Linked DNA regions of Homo sapiens: region 2 is linked to region 1. Evidence: read pairs that join two places in POLR2A ChIA-PET (ENCODE). Cell type or tissue: GM12878. All regions are shown on one strand. Region 1 overlaps PPP2R5C (protein phosphatase 2 regulatory subunit B'gamma). Region 2 overlaps DYNC1H1 (dynein cytoplasmic 1 heavy chain 1).

Evidence for each region. Peaks named below come from ENCODE experiments on the same cell type or tissue, not always from the same donor. Only the 100,000 strongest peaks of a DNase experiment are listed, where the experiment ranks them.
Region 2: POLR2A ChIA-PET joins it to region 1 with 5 read pairs; 2 of 35 experiments call an interaction of 5 or more read pairs at or near these places.

Annotation. Positions count from the first base shown.
Region 1 is chr14:101,822,841-101,826,840 of GRCh38, reverse strand. The region is part of intron 3 of PPP2R5C (protein phosphatase 2 regulatory subunit B'gamma); the gene reads right to left. Among named protein-coding and RNA genes, the nearest start is that of PPP2R5C, 63 kb to the right of the region's middle. RefSeq lists enhancers at 1,595-1,644, 1,705-1,854. In GM12878, no CTCF peak of the experiment used is centred here; DNase peaks (open chromatin) are centred at 960, 1,750 and 2,960; H3K4me3 peaks cover 3,858 bases; H3K27ac peaks cover 4,000 bases.
Region 2 is chr14:101,994,762-101,998,761 of GRCh38, reverse strand. It overlaps DYNC1H1 (dynein cytoplasmic 1 heavy chain 1), which reads right to left. Exons shown (of 78, transcript NM_001376.5): 13 at 3,913-4,000; 14 at 3,666-3,776; 15 at 3,462-3,581; 16 at 1,488-1,727. Among named protein-coding and RNA genes, the nearest start is that of DYNC1H1, 32 kb to the right of the region's middle. In GM12878, no CTCF peak of the experiment used is centred here; no DNase peak of the experiment used is centred here.

The DNA of each region.
Region 1 (4,000 bases):
TAAGTGCCCAGATGCCCACAGGTTCTCTGCTCACAGTCAGAGCAGCTACTGGGCAGATTCCAGGGAGCACTGTCCTAGTCCTAGTCTAACTGATTCTAACCCAGGAAAGGCTACAGAATTAGAAGAAAGAGACAAGGAACATTGCTAAGCTGATCCTAAAATTCATATGGAAACACACATATCATTACATCATTGAATAAAATGGACCCAATATACCAAAAGGGACCCAAAATACCAAAACAATTTTGAAAAAAAGAACAAAGTAGGAGAGTTCACACTTCCTGATTTTAAAGCTTACAACAGAGCTACAGTAATCAAGACAGTGTGGTACAGACATAAGGACAGACATACAGACCAATGGAATAGAGAATCCAGAAATAAACCCTTTTATGGTCCATTGACTTTCAACAAGTGTGCCAAATCCATTCAATGAGGGAAATAATTGTTTTTTCAACAAATGGTTCTGGGAAAACTGGATATTCACATGCAAATAAAGGAAGTTGGACCCTTACCTCACACCCTATATAAAAACTAACATGAAATGGAACAAAGACCAAATGTAAGAGAATTCATATTAAAAAACTCTTAGAAGAATGTGTAAGAGTAAGTCTGGATTCAACAATGGTTTCATAGCTATGACACCATAAGCATAGGAGACAGAAAACAAATCAAGATAAACTGGTCTTCCTCTAAATTAAAAACGTGTGCTGCAAATGATACCATCAAGACAGTGAAAAAGACAACCCACAGTATGAGAAAAATATCTGCAAAACATATATATGATAAAGGCTTGGTTCTCGGAGTACATAAAGACTTTGCTGTGACAGCTGTGATAGCCACATCTGACCATGCCCTCTGGGCCACCTCCTATTCTCACCGATCCTTGGTCAGTTCCCTCTTCATTCTTCATGCTTGTCACTTATTGTTCCCCCTCAATTCTCTAGAGGCCTCCTCTCTTGGACCACCAGAAAAACCAAAGCCATGAGGTCCTACCTTCCCCAACTTCCTTCTTAAATTTCCCTTACTGCCCCAGAAGTTTCTGATAATCCCCTCTGCTGAAGATGACACTGAACATTTTGGTTTTCAGCAGATCTGGTTTTGACAGCTTTACCATTCACCTACAAAAACTGAACAGGCTAACTACACAGTGAGAATATCTGAAATACAACAAAACTGGTTCATTCAACTAAATGAAATGCCAACATGAAAGTTCAGTGAAACCTGAATGATGGAATTGGAGTGACACCCTGGCTAGGAGGTGGAGTGGTGACTGACCTGCACAGTTCCGCCTGCATGCTGTGTTCTGTTGCCCTCATCGATGAGCGTGTGCACCCCAAATAGGCTGGGCAAAAGCTGGGAGCGTGCACTCTACGATAAGGACTAGGAAAGCTACCTTTTGGCCAAGTCTCAAATCTTAAACCCATGATCTTGGCCTTTCAAAACTGTTCTAGCCAGTTAAGTGGCTAAAATCATAGCAGTAACTTCTAAGACACAGAAAGATAGCAATGCCCGGATTCCATTATCAGTATATGTCTCCCACTTTTAATGCTATGCCTTCTTTACATTTTTTTAATAAGTAATAAATTCATCAACACACACACACACACACACACACACACACACACACACGCTGAAAACCCTCTTATCCTATCCCTCTGCCAAAAGTATCACTTTCAGTTTCTTCTGTATCTCTTGAGTTTCATCCTGGAACCAAAACAAATTTATTCTTAGCCCAACTTCCCCTTGTGTAGTGACGAAGATGGCGTGAGAAGCCACTGCTGCGTCTTGCCTTCCACTTAACTGCTCTCGGCTGCTCTCCTTTCATCAGTCATAAAGGGATGCTACTTACACCCTTTTGACATACACCCTTTTCCAGGAATTTTCTCACCACAGTGCAACAACCACCCCCAACACATACCCCAACAGGCTGAATCATCCCATCTTCCCAACTGCATCCCAGGACCACCAATTAGTTCATTAAACTTCAGCTAACACACTGCTTCTCCTGGGAGGCCTTGCTGGGCCCCACAGGGCCTGCTCCCTCCTCCTGAAGCCAGCGCAGACACGCACCCACAGCACCTATAACACGACCAGTTCTTAGCACTAAGCACAGAGCCAACCACCAAGTGGGTGATTTCTAAATATTAGTGAGTGAGTGAAATACAGCTTTAGGTGGACATAGGGCAGAAAGTCAAAACTAAATTTGTTCTCTTCTGTGTTAGGTATCATGTTGTCCTTCCATTTGAAATGAACTCAGAAATTTTTTTCGTCTTAATTTTAACCTTGTTTGGCCCAACAAAGGACACAGGGTTACCAACACTTAACTTAGCAACAGCACATATGCTGAATCAAAAGCAAAGAATGAGGAAGGAAATCTTTGCAGAGCTTTATTAAAATCAGGAACATGCGTGCATAGGTTTTTTTTTCACTACATTGTAAACATCACTTCAATTGTACACATCAAGAAATATTTCTTGATGCTTTCCTACTGTTTCCCCGTAGACAAATGTCTACACTAAAACAGAGCCAGTTTTCAGATGAATACCTCTCTCTCCTACCCCGCAAGAACTTCATGCTATATCATTACGAATAAAAAGAATATATCTAATTTTGTACTAAATCCTAAGAATTACTCATTAAGAATCTTTACCAATAGTAAGTTTACGTTTACCACGAAAATACTCTTGCCAGCTATGTCTAAAATGCAGCTTGAACATGAATCTCTCGGGATGTGCGAGCTCCGAAAATCAAGTGGAAAGTCAGTCCTGGAGTCTGTTCCTTCAACAGGAGCTCTGGGGCTGTGCCACGGAACAAGTGGGCACTGTGCCTAGTGAGACAATGTAAGGCTCAGATAAGTTAATTTCATCCATAACCACAAACCCTAAAAGTACAACCTTACCTTCGTGACCCAGAATCTGCATCTCTTGTTTTTCTAGATGACACCATAAGATCAACTAACCTGGTTTCAGCTGCACTGCACTCTACACCACTGTAAAAAGCTGAGAGCAGAAAGTACCGTGTAGATAGATCCCTGTGATAAAGAAACCTGCAAGAGCAGGCTCAGTGCATGCTCAGAGAGGGGTGAGCCCAGAACCGTGAGTCAGAAAACCCAAGTGCTGGTCCGGTATCTGGTCTCTGTCACCAGCTCCTTCTTGGACCTCAGACAAGTTGGAGAACCTCTCTGCTTCAGTTTCCACCGCTGTCAAAGTAGGACTAATCATACTTGTTTACTCTCTCACAGGAAAGAGGGCGACGGTTAATGAACCCTTTTGCGAGGAGCTTTGAAGATGAAAAAGGTTCCAGGGTGCTAATGACAAACAATAACAGCCTCTCTATTCTCATTTGGGTATCTATCATGCTGTGGGGGAGAGGGTACCGAATTACTCCGAGTAAACTGGTCTTCTAGGATTCTTGTTCTTAGGGCTAAACTATTTTGAAAAACCCTAGAAGAGATGAATGATGGTAATGCTTGGAATACCGGATAATACAAAATAAATCAAACATTGGCGGCTGATGCTTTAATTTCACTGCTCTGAACTGCTCGGCCCGGGTTCTGCAGCACTGCTTGCTGGCATAAATATTTACATCGGCAGCGTGTCTTAGTTACTATGGATGCCATAGCTAAGGCTATTAGCTTGGCTGATAGGTCCCCATTTCCTGCCAAAGAACTCTTTACCAAACATGCTTCTTAAACTTTGCTTTATTTTTAATAAACATTTAAATGTCAAGTAGTGTTCAAAATCGTTTTAGGGGTTCCAAGTTTAGTTTACATTTCACTTAAAGGCTCTCCTCCTTTTTACAAATAAAGGGTGAAAAGGCTCAAATAAGCAAATGTCTCAGCCCGTATGTTACACTATACAAGGCTATAAGACTGAACTGGTTTTTGTAAGTTGATGTTTGGTTTTACATAAACACATGGGTGCATATACACACACGGCCCACCAAAAGATATTTTTCCAATCTATGTAGGCAGTATAATTTATGTTCATTTAATTGGATA
Region 2 (4,000 bases), 170 kb before region 1:
ACTCATAACCTAGCAGTAACAGCAGCACTGGCAAAAGCAGAGACCATCAAATCAAAATTAAGCACACAGTAGAACCTGCAGGGGCCCAGCAGCACGGAAACGGTTACAGGCAGGATGGGACAATTAACCAGCAGATCTTTGTGGAAGGCTAAATCTGTCATTGTCATTAGGCCTACTGTGGGAAACTTACATCCCCAAATGAGAAAAACAGATTAATATTCAAAATATGTTCACATCTTTTCCATTTGTCTTTTCTATGCTTATATTCCCTAAATAAATAAAAATTTGAAAATTAAAAAGAAAACAAACCAATCGCCTGGGACCCACCATAACCCAATTGGATCAGCATTTATAAAGGGGAGAGGGGTCCAGGCGTTTGTATTATCAGATCAGCGTTTATAGAGGGGAGAGGGGTCCAGGCGTTTGTATTATCGGATCAGCTCTTATAGAGGGGAGAGGGGTCCAGGCGTTTGTGTTATCGGATCAGCGTTTATAGAGGGGAGAGGGGTCCAGGCGTTTGTATTATCGGATCAGCGCCTATAGAGGGGAGAGGGGTCCAGGCGTTTGTGTTATCGGATCAGCGTTTATAGAGGGGAGAGGGGTCCAGGCATTTGTATTTATATGCTCTCCAGATAATTTCATGCACTCTTAGAAAATAACAAATAAAAATAACAAAGGGAGCAAAAAATAAAATAAATAAAATTTTGAATTCCACTTCCAGTAACCACACACACTGTTATCTACATCACCTCTGCTATCAGCATGAGTTGCCAGCCCCCTTCCACACCACCCTCCCAGGCACAGCAGTAGCCACTGAGCCAGCGCCCTCTCATCTGCTTCTGTCGCAGCAGCACCACCACCTGCCTTTCCTGTCTCTTCTTGCTCATTTTTTTTCTCTCTCCCACGGAGCGTGATTCCATGAAGGTAGGAGGCTCTTGTCCTTTTCACTCACTGCTATATCTCAATGACCTAGAACAAGGCCTGGAACACAGTCGGTGCTCAATAAATACTTCAATGCATGAAGAAAAGTGGATGTGGCAGTTTCTGGGTGGTGGAAGGTTTAAATGGCTACAATGACGAAGACAACAGAACCTGCCTCCCCACAATCCACTGGCAGCACTGGCAAAAACAGAGACCATCCAACCAAAATTAAATTAACTAGCAGCAGCAGTGGAAAGCTTGGCCTTTGTCTACAGGAAATTAAACTCTAATTTCTGCGCATATCTACGTAAGAGAATGATCTAAGAACAGAAAAACTTTAATCCTTAAAACCAGCTACTGAATGCCATTCTGAGTAAAAAGAGGTCTAAGCTGGGCTTCATATTTTCACATTTGCTATCTCCATCTGCTTTTTTAACTACAAAAAGGAAAAGAGTCTTCAATACTAGAAAGCTCAGTCACAGCAAGGCCTTTTAGGCTTGAAAGAAAGTCACCAAATCACACTGCTGGGTGAGGAGTCTCCTGCGTCCCCACCTGGCGGGACTCACCGTGACAGGCTTGGTCTTCTCCCAGTCAGTCAGCAGGTCGGTGGTGCGGCTTTCCACGGCCCGATCCTCCTGGACAATCTTCATTTGCAGGTTTGCCACCTGCTGCTGAATGGCAGAGTCCTTTCGCCGCATGATGTCATTGAAGGCTCCCCACTCTCCCTCGATGTTGTCAATATAAAGCCAGGAAGGTGGGAACTGGAACCTTTGCTTTTCCAGTAAGCGCTGGCCATTGCGGTAGAGCTTTGAGAGTTAAAAAATAAATCAAGTTTTTTCTTCTATAACAATGATAGAAATTATTAATTAGAGCCCCATGAAAGAGAAGGCACTTTATAGTTATAAAACACGTAAGACTGGCCAGACACAGTGGTTCTTGCCTGTAATCCCAGCACTTTGGGAGGCTGAGGCAGGTGGATTACTTGAGTCCAGGAGTTTAAGACCAGCCTGGGCAACATGGCAGGACTTCATCTCTACTTAAAAAGAAAAAAATTAGCCAGGCATGGTGGCATGTATCTGTAGTCCCAGCTACTCAAGAGACTGAGGTGGGAGGATTGTTTGAGCCCGGGAGATTGAGGCTGCAGTGAGCTAGGATCCTGCCACTGCACTCCAGCCTGGGTGACAGGTGAGATGCTGCCTCAAACAAAACAAAACACAGAAGATCAACACATGTGCTCTTCTCCTAAAACCATCCATCCTAAGACATCGTGGCCAGAGGGCAACATCCTCTGAGAGCCCACCGCAGCTGGTCTGGGTGTTGCACTGCACTGCATCCGGATGGCCCCGGACAGGATACAAAGCAAGGTGGAGCTGGGCTTCACCCTTTATTCCAAGTTATTAAAAGGATACTTGGCCGGGCATGGTGGCTCATGCCTGTAATCCCAGCACTTTGGGAGGTCAAGGCGGGCAGATCACTTGAGGCCAGGAGTTCGAGACCACCCTGGCCAACAAGGAGAAACCCCGTCTCTGCTAAAAATACAAAAATTAGCCGGGCATGGTGGTGGGCGCCTGTAATTCCAGCTACTCGGGAGGCTGAGGCAGGAGAATCGCTTGAACCTAGGAGGCAGAGGCTGCAGTGAGCCGAGATCACACCACTGTACCCCAACCTGGGTGACAGAGCGAGACTCCATCTCAAAAAAAAAAAAGAAAAGAAAAGAAAAGAAAAACCTAGATGCCCAGTATCTGCACTGAGTTTTTCATTATTTATTTAGTTTTTTGAGATAGAGTCTTGCTCTGTCACCCAGGCTGGAGTGCAGTGGCACAATCTCAGCTCACTGCAACCTCCGCCTCCCAGCTTCAAGCGATTCTCCTGCCTCAGCCTCCCGAGTAGCTGGGACTACAGGCACATGCCACCACACTCAGGTAATTTTTTGTATATTTTTTGTAGAGATGGGGTTTCACTATGTTGGCCAGGCTGGTCTCAAACTCCTGACTTCAGGTGATCTGCCCACCTTGGCCTCCCAAAGTTCTGGGATTACAGGCATGAGCCACCGTGCCTGGCCTACACTAAGTTTTAACAAGCACATCAGGCTGTTGTAACAGAGATGATCTGTGGGCCATACTAAGAAAAGAGTGCCTTAAGGGTTGAGTCAGGTCATTCTCTTAGAATGCAAAATACTATAGAAGCCAAATTAAACTAGAGATCTAGTGTAATTTTTTTTTTTTTTTTTGAGACGGAGTCTCACTCTGTTGCCCAGGCTGGAATGCAGTGGCACAATTTCGGCTCACTGCAAGCTCTGCCTCCCGGGTTCATGCCATTCTCCTGCCTCAGCCTCCTGAGTAGCTGGGACCACAGGTACCCGCCACCACACCCGGCTAATTTTTTGTATTTTTAGTAGAGACAGCATTTCACCGTGTTAGCCAGGATGGTCTCGATCTCCTGACCTCGTGATCCGCCCGCCTCGGCCTCCCAAAGTGCTGGGATTACAGGCGTGAGCCACCACGCCCAGCCAAAAATTTTTAAATATGCACAGAGCTCACCTCAACTTGCTTCTCAAACTGCTTGATCTTCCGTTTCAAAGACTGCACATAGGTGATGAAGGTCACTGCATCGGAGGTGCTGGCCGTGTCTACTGAGTGCTGCTCCAACTCTTGGCGGGACTGTTCAGAGAGAGGGGAGTATTTCATCACAGAGCTGGGGTTCACCAGTAGACCGGTTACAGAGGCAGAATCCTATGTCCTCACCTTTGAGATCTGGGAATGGAATTCCGTCATGTTTGATCCTAGCATCTGCCCAAATTTGCTAAGAACCTCCTTATGCCAAGAGTCATATTTCAAGTTCACCTTAGATTGTACCTGAGGGTGAAATAGCACACAACACATCATCAGCTCTTTCCTGCTGGCGTGTTTATCCTTCAAATGAATATCAGTCTAACAGAAATGTTGCTTTTACACTACCCGTGACACCTTTCAACCAGACAGCAGGGCTCACCTTGCCATAATCTATAACTACTGGTCCAAACTCTTTCTTGGTTTCTGCATTGTCAAAGGTTCCTCTGGCCTTCCTTATTTGGACCAGG